2 separate regions of the Homo sapiens genome follow, and region 1 is linked to region 2. A link is a loop called in an ENCODE intact Hi-C map of the cell type or tissue named here. Cell type or tissue: gastrocnemius medialis. All regions are shown on one strand. Each heading gives the region's core, and the rest is flanking DNA. Links, peaks and the distances in the headings are about the cores only.

The links. A loop is a pair of places that touch in the nucleus more often than their neighbours do. Peaks named below come from ENCODE experiments on the same cell type or tissue, not always from the same donor. Only the 100,000 strongest peaks of a DNase experiment are listed, where the experiment ranks them.
Region 1: it touches region 2 in a loop (2.2-fold over the local background); 1 of 110 quality-filtered maps calls a loop at or near these places.

The regions. Positions count from the first base shown.
Region 1 is chr15:42,191,886-42,197,069 of GRCh38, reverse strand. The region is part of intron 2 of VPS39 (VPS39 subunit of HOPS complex); the gene reads left to right. Among named protein-coding and RNA genes, the nearest start is that of MIR627, 5.2 kb to the left of the region's middle. RefSeq lists an enhancer at 4,348-4,537. In gastrocnemius medialis, for the core only: no CTCF peak of the experiment used is centred there; a DNase peak (open chromatin) is centred at 2,399.
Region 2 is chr15:42,313,015-42,317,014 of GRCh38, reverse strand. All of the region lies in intron 10 of GANC (glucosidase alpha, neutral C), which reads right to left. It also overlaps the pseudogene BNIP3P5. Among named protein-coding and RNA genes, the nearest start is that of TMEM87A, 42 kb to the right of the region's middle. In gastrocnemius medialis, for the core only: no CTCF peak of the experiment used is centred there; no DNase peak of the experiment used is centred there; H3K27ac peaks cover 693 bases.

The DNA.
Region 1 (5,184 bases), core at 574-4,573, 120 kb after region 2:
GCAATAGTTTGCTGAGAATGATGGTTTCCAGCTTCATCCATGTCCCTACAAAGGACATGAACTCATCCTTTTTTATGGCTGCATAGTATTCCATGGTGTATATGTGCCACATTTTCTTAATCCAGTCTATCATTGATGGACATTTGGGTTGGTTCCAAGTCTTTGCTCTTGTGAACAGTGCTGCATTAAACATACGTGTGCATGTGTCTTTATACTAGCATGATCTATAATCCTTTGGGTATATACTCAGTAATGGGATGGCTGGGTCAACTGGTATTTCTAGTTCTAGATCCTTGAGGAATTGCCACACTGTCTTCCACAATGGTTGAACTAGTTTACAGTCCCACCAACAGTGTAAAAGCGTTCCTGTTTCTCTACATCCTCTCCAGCACCTGTTGTTTCCTGACTTTTTAATGATCGCCATTCTAACTGGTGTGAGATGGTATCTCATTGTGGTTTTGATTTGCATTTCTCTGATGGCCAGTGATGATGATGATGAGCATTTTTTCATGTGTCTGTTGGCTGCATAAATGTCTTCTTTTGAGAAGTGTCTGTTCATATCCTTTGCCTACTTTTTGATGGGGTTGTTGGTTTTTTTCTTGTAAGTTTGATTTCTTTGTAGATTCTAGATATTAGCCCTTTGTCAGATGAGTAGATTGCAAAAATGTTCTCCCATTCTGTAGGTTGCCTGTTCACTCTGATGGTAGTTTCTTTTGCTGTGCAGAAGCTCTTTAGTTTAATTAGATCCCATTTGTCAATTTTGGCTTTTGTTGCCATTGCTTTTGGTGTTTTAGACATGAAGTCCTTGCCCATGCCTGTGTCCTGAATGGTATTGCCTAGGTTTTCTTCTAGGGTTTTTATGGTTTTAGGTCTAACATTTAAGTCTTTAATCCATCTTGAATTAATTTTTGTATAAGGTGTAAGGAAGGGATCCAGTTTCAGCTTTCTACATATGCCTAGCCAGTTTTCCGAGCACCATTTATTAAATAGGGAATCCTTTCCCCATTTCTTGTTTTTGTCAGGTTTGTCAAAGATCAGATGGTTGTAGATGTGTGGTATTATTTTTGAGGCCTCTGTTCTGTTCCATTTGTCTCTATCTCTGTTTTGGTTCCAGTACCATGCTGTTTTGGTTACTGTAGCCTTGTAGTATAGTTTGAAGTCAGGCAGCGTGACGCCTCCAGCTTTGTTCTTTTTGCTTAGGATCGACTTGGCAATGCAGGCTCTTTTTTGGTTTCATATGAACTTTAAAGTAGTTTTTTCCAATTCTGTGAAGACAGTCATTGGTAGCTTGATGAGGATGGCATTGAATCTCTAAATTACCTTGGGCAGTATGGCCATTTTCACAATATGATTCTTCCTATCCATGATCATGGAATGTTCTTCCATTTGTTTGTGTCCTCTTTTATTTCGTTGAGCAGTGGTTTGTAGTTCTCCTTGAAGAGGTTCTTCACATCCCTTGTAAGTTGGATTCCTAGGTATTTTATTCTCTTTGAAGCAATTGTGAATGGGAGTTCACTCATGATTTGGCTCTCTGTTTGTCTGTTATTGGTGTATAAGAATGCTTGTGGTTTTTGCACATTGATTTTGTATCCTGAGACTTTGCTGAAGTTGCTTATCAGCTTAAGGAGATTTTGGGCTGAGCCATTTTTGTATCTTTTGTAGTGATGGGGTTTCGCCAGATTGCCCAGGCTGGACTTGAATTCCTGGGCTCAAGTGATCTGCCCACCTCAGCCTCCCAAAGTTCCGGGACTACAGATGCGTGCCATCATGCCCAGTTAATTTTTGTACTATTTTAGAGACAGGGTTTCACCATGTTGGCCAGGCTGGTCTGGAATTCCTGACCTCAAGTGATCCGCCCGCCTCGACCTCCCAAAGTGCTGGGATTACAGGCATGAGCCACTGTGCCCAGCCCAGTCTACTCTTATTTTGAACTGAGAGGGCTTAGATTTGTTCATGTCTGAGGCCTTTACAACTCTAGGTTTATTTCAGTCATGCTGTCATCCTAGAGCAGTGTTCTGAAAATGTGGTCTCTAGACCCCTGGGGATCCTCAAGATCCTTTCAGAGGACCTACAAGGACAAAACCAAGTTTGCAGAAACACTAAAACATTTCGTTTTTTGTTTTTTTTTTTTTTCACTGTATTGACATTTACAATGATGGTGCAAAAGGAATGGTAATTAAAACTGGTTAGCACCTGAACACAAATCAGAACAGTAGTACCTAACTTCAAATAGAGATTTTTTTAAAAAAACGAAAAAAACAGTGGTACCAAGCTGTACTGATGGTCATTGTGTAATTCTCACCATGTGCTCACAGTGGGTTTTGTTTGTTTGTTTTTTTGAGATGGTCTCATTCTGTCACTCAGACTAGAGTGCAGTGGCGCAATCATGACTCACTGCAACCTATAACTCCTAGGCTCAGGCGATCCTCCCGCCTCAGCCTCTCAAGCAGCTAGGACTACCGGCACACACCAGCATGCCCAGATAGTTTTTTCACTTCTTGTAAAGATGAGTTGTCTCTTCTTGCCCAGGGTGGCCCCAAACTCCTTGCCTCAAGTGATGGGTTTTATTTATTTATTTTTTCTTTTCTTTTTTTTGAGACGGAATTTCACACTTGTCTTCTAAGCTGGAATGCAATGGCATAATCTCGGCTCACTGCAACCTCCCCCTCCCAGGTTCAAGCAATTCTCATGCCTCAGCCTCCTGAGTAACTGGGATTACAGGCGCCCACCACCATGCCTGGCTAATTTTTGTATTTTCAGTAGAGACAGGATTTCACCATATTGGCCAGTCTGGTCTTTAACTCCTGACCTCAGGTGATCTACACCTGGGAGGTTTCTCGGCCTCCCAAAGTGCTGGGATTACAGGCGTGAACCACCACACCTGGCCAGTTTGTTTTTGTTTTTGTTTTTTTTTAAAGCTAGTTTCACTTAAAAGTGTTCTTGGTTAGGCAGTACAAGTTATTTTTATTGTATTTTGACTTTTGGCAACACATCTTTTTAGTAATCTCATATGATATAATGGGAAGTACACATAAAGCACTTCTGCTGTGTGCTAGGGTGTGAAGTCCGATAGCTGTCTCAAGGGAAAAATGCTTATGTGATTGAGTTACGAGCTAAACTGGCTACTTTTTTCAGGGAGTATTATTTTTGTTTGAAAGAATGACAGGTTGTGGTTTTTTCAGACCATTTAGATATTTGGCATTTTTTTTTTTTTTTTTATGAACAAAGGGAATCTGTTACTTTAAGGTAAACAACTGGCAGTATTTGTTGTGAATGATAAAGTTAGAGCTTTTAAGAAAAAAAATAGAATTATGGAAAACTTGTGTTCACTCCCCTGAGTGTGACAGCTTCTCCATAATTAAAGATTTTTTCTGATGAGATTGGGGGTGATAATAATGAGTGTCATTTTTTAACATCCTATAATGAAATGTAGGTCTGGATTGGAAAATCTGCATAACTCAGTGAACCAGTATTTTCCAAATGACTAATGCATGAGTTTTAAAATCACGTATGAGTAAAAAATACATTCAAAGTGTAAGGTAGACCAATGTTTTTTTACGTAACAGAAAATGAAAAGTTCATTGACAGGTGTGAGATTTCGCTTTACAAGAAATTACATTTGTTAAGTGTTGGTGTAGTATCAAAGAAGAATCTGAAAAATCTATTAAAGTACTTTTCCCTTTTCAACTATGTTATCTATATGAGGACAGATTTTTTGTCATATACTTCAACCAAAACAAATTAAATTATCAAAACAGATTAAATGCAGAAGCAGATGTGGGTTCTTACTTATGGGGTTATTATTGTTATTTTTAAATACATATATGTTTTTAAATGTATGTATTTAAATTTCTAACATAAATATTCATGTATATAACCCCCAAAAAAGTTCTTTGAGGTCCTCAGTAATTTTTAAGATTATCAAGATTTTGAGACAAAAAAGTTTAAGAATCTCTGCCTTAGAAAATTCTGTTTGTAAAGAGAATTATAGGCCGGGGGCAGTGGCTCACTCCTGTAATCCCAGCACTTTGGAAGGCCGAGGTGGGTGGATCACCTGAGGTCGAGAGTTCAAGGCCAGCCTGGCCAACATGGTGAAACCCTGTCTCTACTAAAAATACAAAAATTAGCCGGGCATGGTGGCACATGCCTGTAATCCCAGCTACTCCAGAGGCTGAGGGCACGAGAATTGCTTGAACCCGGGAGGTGGATGTTGCAGTGAGCTGAGATTGCACTACTGCACTCCGGCCTGGGCAACAGAATGAGACTCTGTCTCAAAAAAAAACAAAACAAAACAAAACAAAAAAATAAGAAAAGAGAAGTATTAAATGCAATAATAGGACGCTTTCAAGTGTAGGAAGTGTCTGAATTGTTTTTTTTTCTCATGAAATGTAACAGCAGAATACCAGGGCACACTCCCTGCAACTTTAGGGCCCTTTCTTCATCCCCTCTGCTGAGGGACACATGGAAGAAGTAAGACCAGCTTTGGTGGCATGAGTTCTTATGGCTGCCCCAAAGAGTCTCCCTGATTTCCAGAGGGCAAGGGCAGAGCTAGCTGTGGGGAACAACTCAGGTCAGCAGTGCGAGCATCCTGTCCATGAAGTAGAAGGCAGGTAGCAGGGCGTGGGTTCAGAGCACAGGCTTTAGAGTCAGCCTGGGTTTGCTTGTAGGCTCCCTCACTGGCTGTTACCTAACTGCTTTACCCCTCATGCCCCTCAAATATGAGCTTGGAATAATAATACCTACTTCTTGGGAGTAGTTGTGAGTTTACAGAAAAAAATATATATAAATTTTTAAACCCCGAACCCAGTATGTAGTTATTGCTTCATGATAGCTGCTCTGATGATGATGATGATAATTATTCTCTTTTTGACTCATTGGTGACTTTTGAGGCTGAATATTTTTGTCATCCCCAGCAAGGCTGAATTCACATGTTTTTATGGTATATAACTTTCTTCCCCTTTTTTGTAACAGTGCCAGCAGATGTAGCATCACCTGAAAGCGGCAGTAAGTGTAGACGCATTGAATTGCTTTAGCTCTGGAGATGGGTTTGAGTGTTTGCTCTGTCTCCGTGATACAGAACTTAGTTAGAATAGTTGCTGGAAATTAGTTGGTCTAGATCTAAGGATGCTTTGGGCTGGGTTTCATGGCTTGGGCTCTTATATTTGACTGTTACTTTTTACACCC
Region 2 (4,000 bases), core at 1-4,000:
GGACAATTATCAATCATTAGCGTAAACATTATTAATCATTAGCTTTTAATATTACTCTTTGTTGCATTACTAATATAACCTAGAATAACCAGCGGGTATAGGGTCAGGTACTCAAGGGACATTGTGAGAAGTGACCTAGAAGGCAAGAGGTGAGCCCTCTGTCATGCCCGCATAAGGGCCGCTTGAGGGCTCCTTGGTCAAGCGGTAACACCAGTACCTGGGAAGGCCCCGTTAATTAGCAGATAGTGAAAGGGAGTCTCCTTTCCTTGGAGGAGTTAGGGAACACTCTGCTCCACCAGCTTCCTGTGGGAGGCTGGATATTATCCAGGCCTGCCAGCAGTCATCTGGAGGCTTAAACCCCTCCCTGTAGTGCTGTGCTTCAATGGTCACGTTCCTTGTCCACTTTCATGTTTCTCTTTTAAGTTCATAGTAGATAGCGGTAGAATAAATAGTGAAAGTCTTAAAGTCCTTGATCTTTCTTACAAGTGCATAGAAGAAAACGCATAGAAGAAAATGCTGCCTTCCCTCTCTGCTTTGGCTGCCTAAAAGGGAAGGGCCCCCGTCCCATGATCACGTGACTTGCTTGACCTTATCAATCACTTGGACGACTCACCTTCCTTACCCTGCCCCCCTTGTCTTGTATGCAATAAATATCAGCGCGCCCAGCCATTCAGGGCCACTACCAGTCTCCGCGTCTTGGTGGTAGTGGTCCCCTGGGCCCAGCTGTTTTCTCTTTATCTCTTTGTCTTGTGTCTTTATTTCTTACAATCTCTCATCTCCGCACATAGGGACAACACCCACTAAGCCCCATAGGGCTGGACCCTACAATTGTGAATAATGCTACAGTGATCATTGGCATACATGTATCTGTTGAGTCCCTGCTTTCAATTCCCTTGTGCATATATCTAGGAGTAGAATTGCTGGGTGTATCAGTTAGGGTTCTTCAGAGAACACAGGGTTTTTCAGAGAAACAGAATTAATAGGATTTATATTGAATATATTTATATACTTATAAATATGTATACATACACAGAGAGAGATACAAATACTTATTTATTTAAAGTAACTGGCTCGTGTGATTGTAGGGGCTGGCAAGTCTGAGTTTTGCAGGAGATACTGGCATACTAGAAAACCAGGGAGGAGTTGATGTTGCAGCTTGAGCCTGAAGGCAGGCTGGAGACATTCTGTTTTCCCCAGGGACCTTAGTCTTTTTCTCCAGGCCTTCAACTACTGGATGAGGCCCACTCTCATTATGGAGAGTAATCTGCTTTCCTCAAAGTCTACTGACTTAAATGTTAATCTCATTAAAAAATACTTTCACAGAGACATCTAGACTGGTGTTTGAATACCTGGGTACCACGACCTAGTCAAATTGACACATAAAATTAACCATCATACTGAGTCATATGGTAATTCTATGTTTAACTTTTTGAGGAAATGCCAAACTTTTCTGCAATGGCTGAACCATTTTACATTTCCACCAGCAATGTTCCAATTTCTCTGCATCCTCGTAAACACTTATGCTTTTCCATTTTTTTGGATTTAGCCATCCTAGTGGGTGTGAAGTGATATTTTACTGTGGTTTTGATTTGCATTTTCCTAATGACTAACAATGCTGAGCATATTTTCATGTGTTTGTTGTTCACTTATTTATCTTCTTTGGAGAACTATCTCTTTAAATCCTTTGCTCATTTTAGAATTGGGTTGTTTATCTTTTTGTTGTTTAAGAATTTGGTAAAGATTTATTTATTTATTTTCCATTTCTAGTCTTTTAAAGTATGGCTTCTTTTCTTTTTTTAAAGGATATGGCAAATATTTATTTTTTTCCATTTCCAATCTTTTAAAGTAGATACAGATATGCTTAGGATAAAGCTGATTTTAACAGCACAAAAAAGTTGAGCACAAAGGATAGGATTAAATTCAGCAATCCAGAGTGATAAAGAGGAAAAGATACTGAGTACGTGCCTTTGACAGACACATTATCCAAGTTGATTACCTAATAGTTGGAGGTTGAAGTCCTTATGCTGCAAAAGTGAGAACAATTTGGTGTATGAAGTGTATGGTGGCATTTGTAGCTGTAACTTGTTCTCTATTTATTAAGAACAATTACCATAGTTAAGTGTAGTCTTAGTAGACAACCTGCATTTATTTAAATTAAACATAATATTTTCCACAGTAGTGTAAGTAAGGCCACAATATTTATTCTGGGCAAACCCTTTAATGTAGTGATTTTAATATCACTGTCATTCATTCTTTTGGAATATAAAGTGTTTTAACAGAATTCAGGTTACAGATAATTTTTAAAATGCTATATCATGACTAATATATTAAAACGATACTTACATATTTATACTAATATCCAAAGAAAACTCACTGCCAAATTGTTACAGTAGATATTAATCAGTCTGATACCCTTATTAACTGATTCTATAGGTATAAGTATAGGTCAGTGTGATTTTAGTGTCTATTCTTTCATTTTACTAAATTAGGAAAGCAGTATTTACAGAACAAATAAAAACAAGTGAAACAGCCACCCAAGGACCATAACAGCTCCTGAGTTAGCTGTGTCACAAGCTCAGATAGAAATCCCCACTATACGCACAAAGCTGGATTCAAATTATTCATCAAAAGGTGCTGGTAGAAGTTGTCAGATGCCTTCCAATATAGATCCCCAATCCCATGGCCACCAGATGAGACAGCAGCAAAACCCTTTGGAAATTCTGCTGAGAAAATGCCCCCTTTCCTCATCAGGCTTTAAATTCCATGCTGGGTAGCTACGTGCTTCAGGTGCTTTAAAGAGGAACTCCTTGTGGGGAATATTTTCTGGCCAACTTGTCCAATCCCATATCCAATCTGAATTTTTCTTCAAGATGCTTTCAACTTCTTTCCTTTTCTCAGTATCTTCCTCAGACTGAGAGCTATTTTTCTCCAATGTCTGTAAAAGAGGTAGGCTGTCACAGAACTTTTGGAGCTACTCTGTCCAAATTCATTTTAAGCATCCAGCTGTATTTTTTCCATGTCACTATTACATTAATTTTGTTGTTGTTGTTGCTGTTGTTTTTAGAGATAGGGTCTCGCTCTGTTGTCTAGGCGGGAGAGCAGCAGCATGAACAGTGCTTACTGCAGCCTTTCTCTGGGAAGCAAGGCAGAGGATTACTTGAATTCAAGGAAGCACTTTGGAGGCTTCCCAAAGCACTGGGATTACAGGCGTGAGCCACTGTGCCCAGCCCATGTCACCATTATAAACAGAAACTGATGTTGGAGCACTGTTCCCCTTCCTATCATTGCTAAAGTACAGTTCTATCCAGGAGCCCTGCAAGCTCTTTCCCTACAGCCTGGGGTCCCTGCTCTGTGATATGGTGCCCAGAAGGTGGCTGTAGCAGTCTGGGTCACTGTTTGGTTGTGGTCTAGAGGCTGCATGCGCCCTCAGTGGCAGACGAGCATGAGGGATATGGGCCCAGTGCTCAGCCTGTCTTTTTGTTGCTCAGTGGTAGACAGTTCTTCATGTATTCTGGATAAGAGACCCATATCAGATATACAATCTGCAAACATTTTCTCCCATTCTGTAGGTTGCTTTTTCACTTTATGTTCTTTGATGCACAAAAGTTTTTAATGTTAGTGAATTCTAACATGTGTTTCTTGTCATTGTTCCTCACGATTTTGTTGTCATATCTAAGAATCCACTGCCAAATCCAAGTTCATGAAGATTTACCTGTTTTCTTCTGAGAGTCTTATGGTTTTAGCTCTTATATAGTTGAACCATTTTATTTTTTTGTATATGATACACATATAACATATTTTTGAATATAGGAGTCCAACTTCATTCTTTTGCAAGTAGATATCCAACTGTCTCACACCATATGCTCAAGAGACTATTTCTTCTTCATCGAATGGTCATGAACCTTTATTGAAATTATAATGGTGACATGGACAAAGCACTGTGGCTTGTGCCTGTAATCCCAGTGTTTTGGGTGGCCATAAGCGTATGGGTTTACTTCTA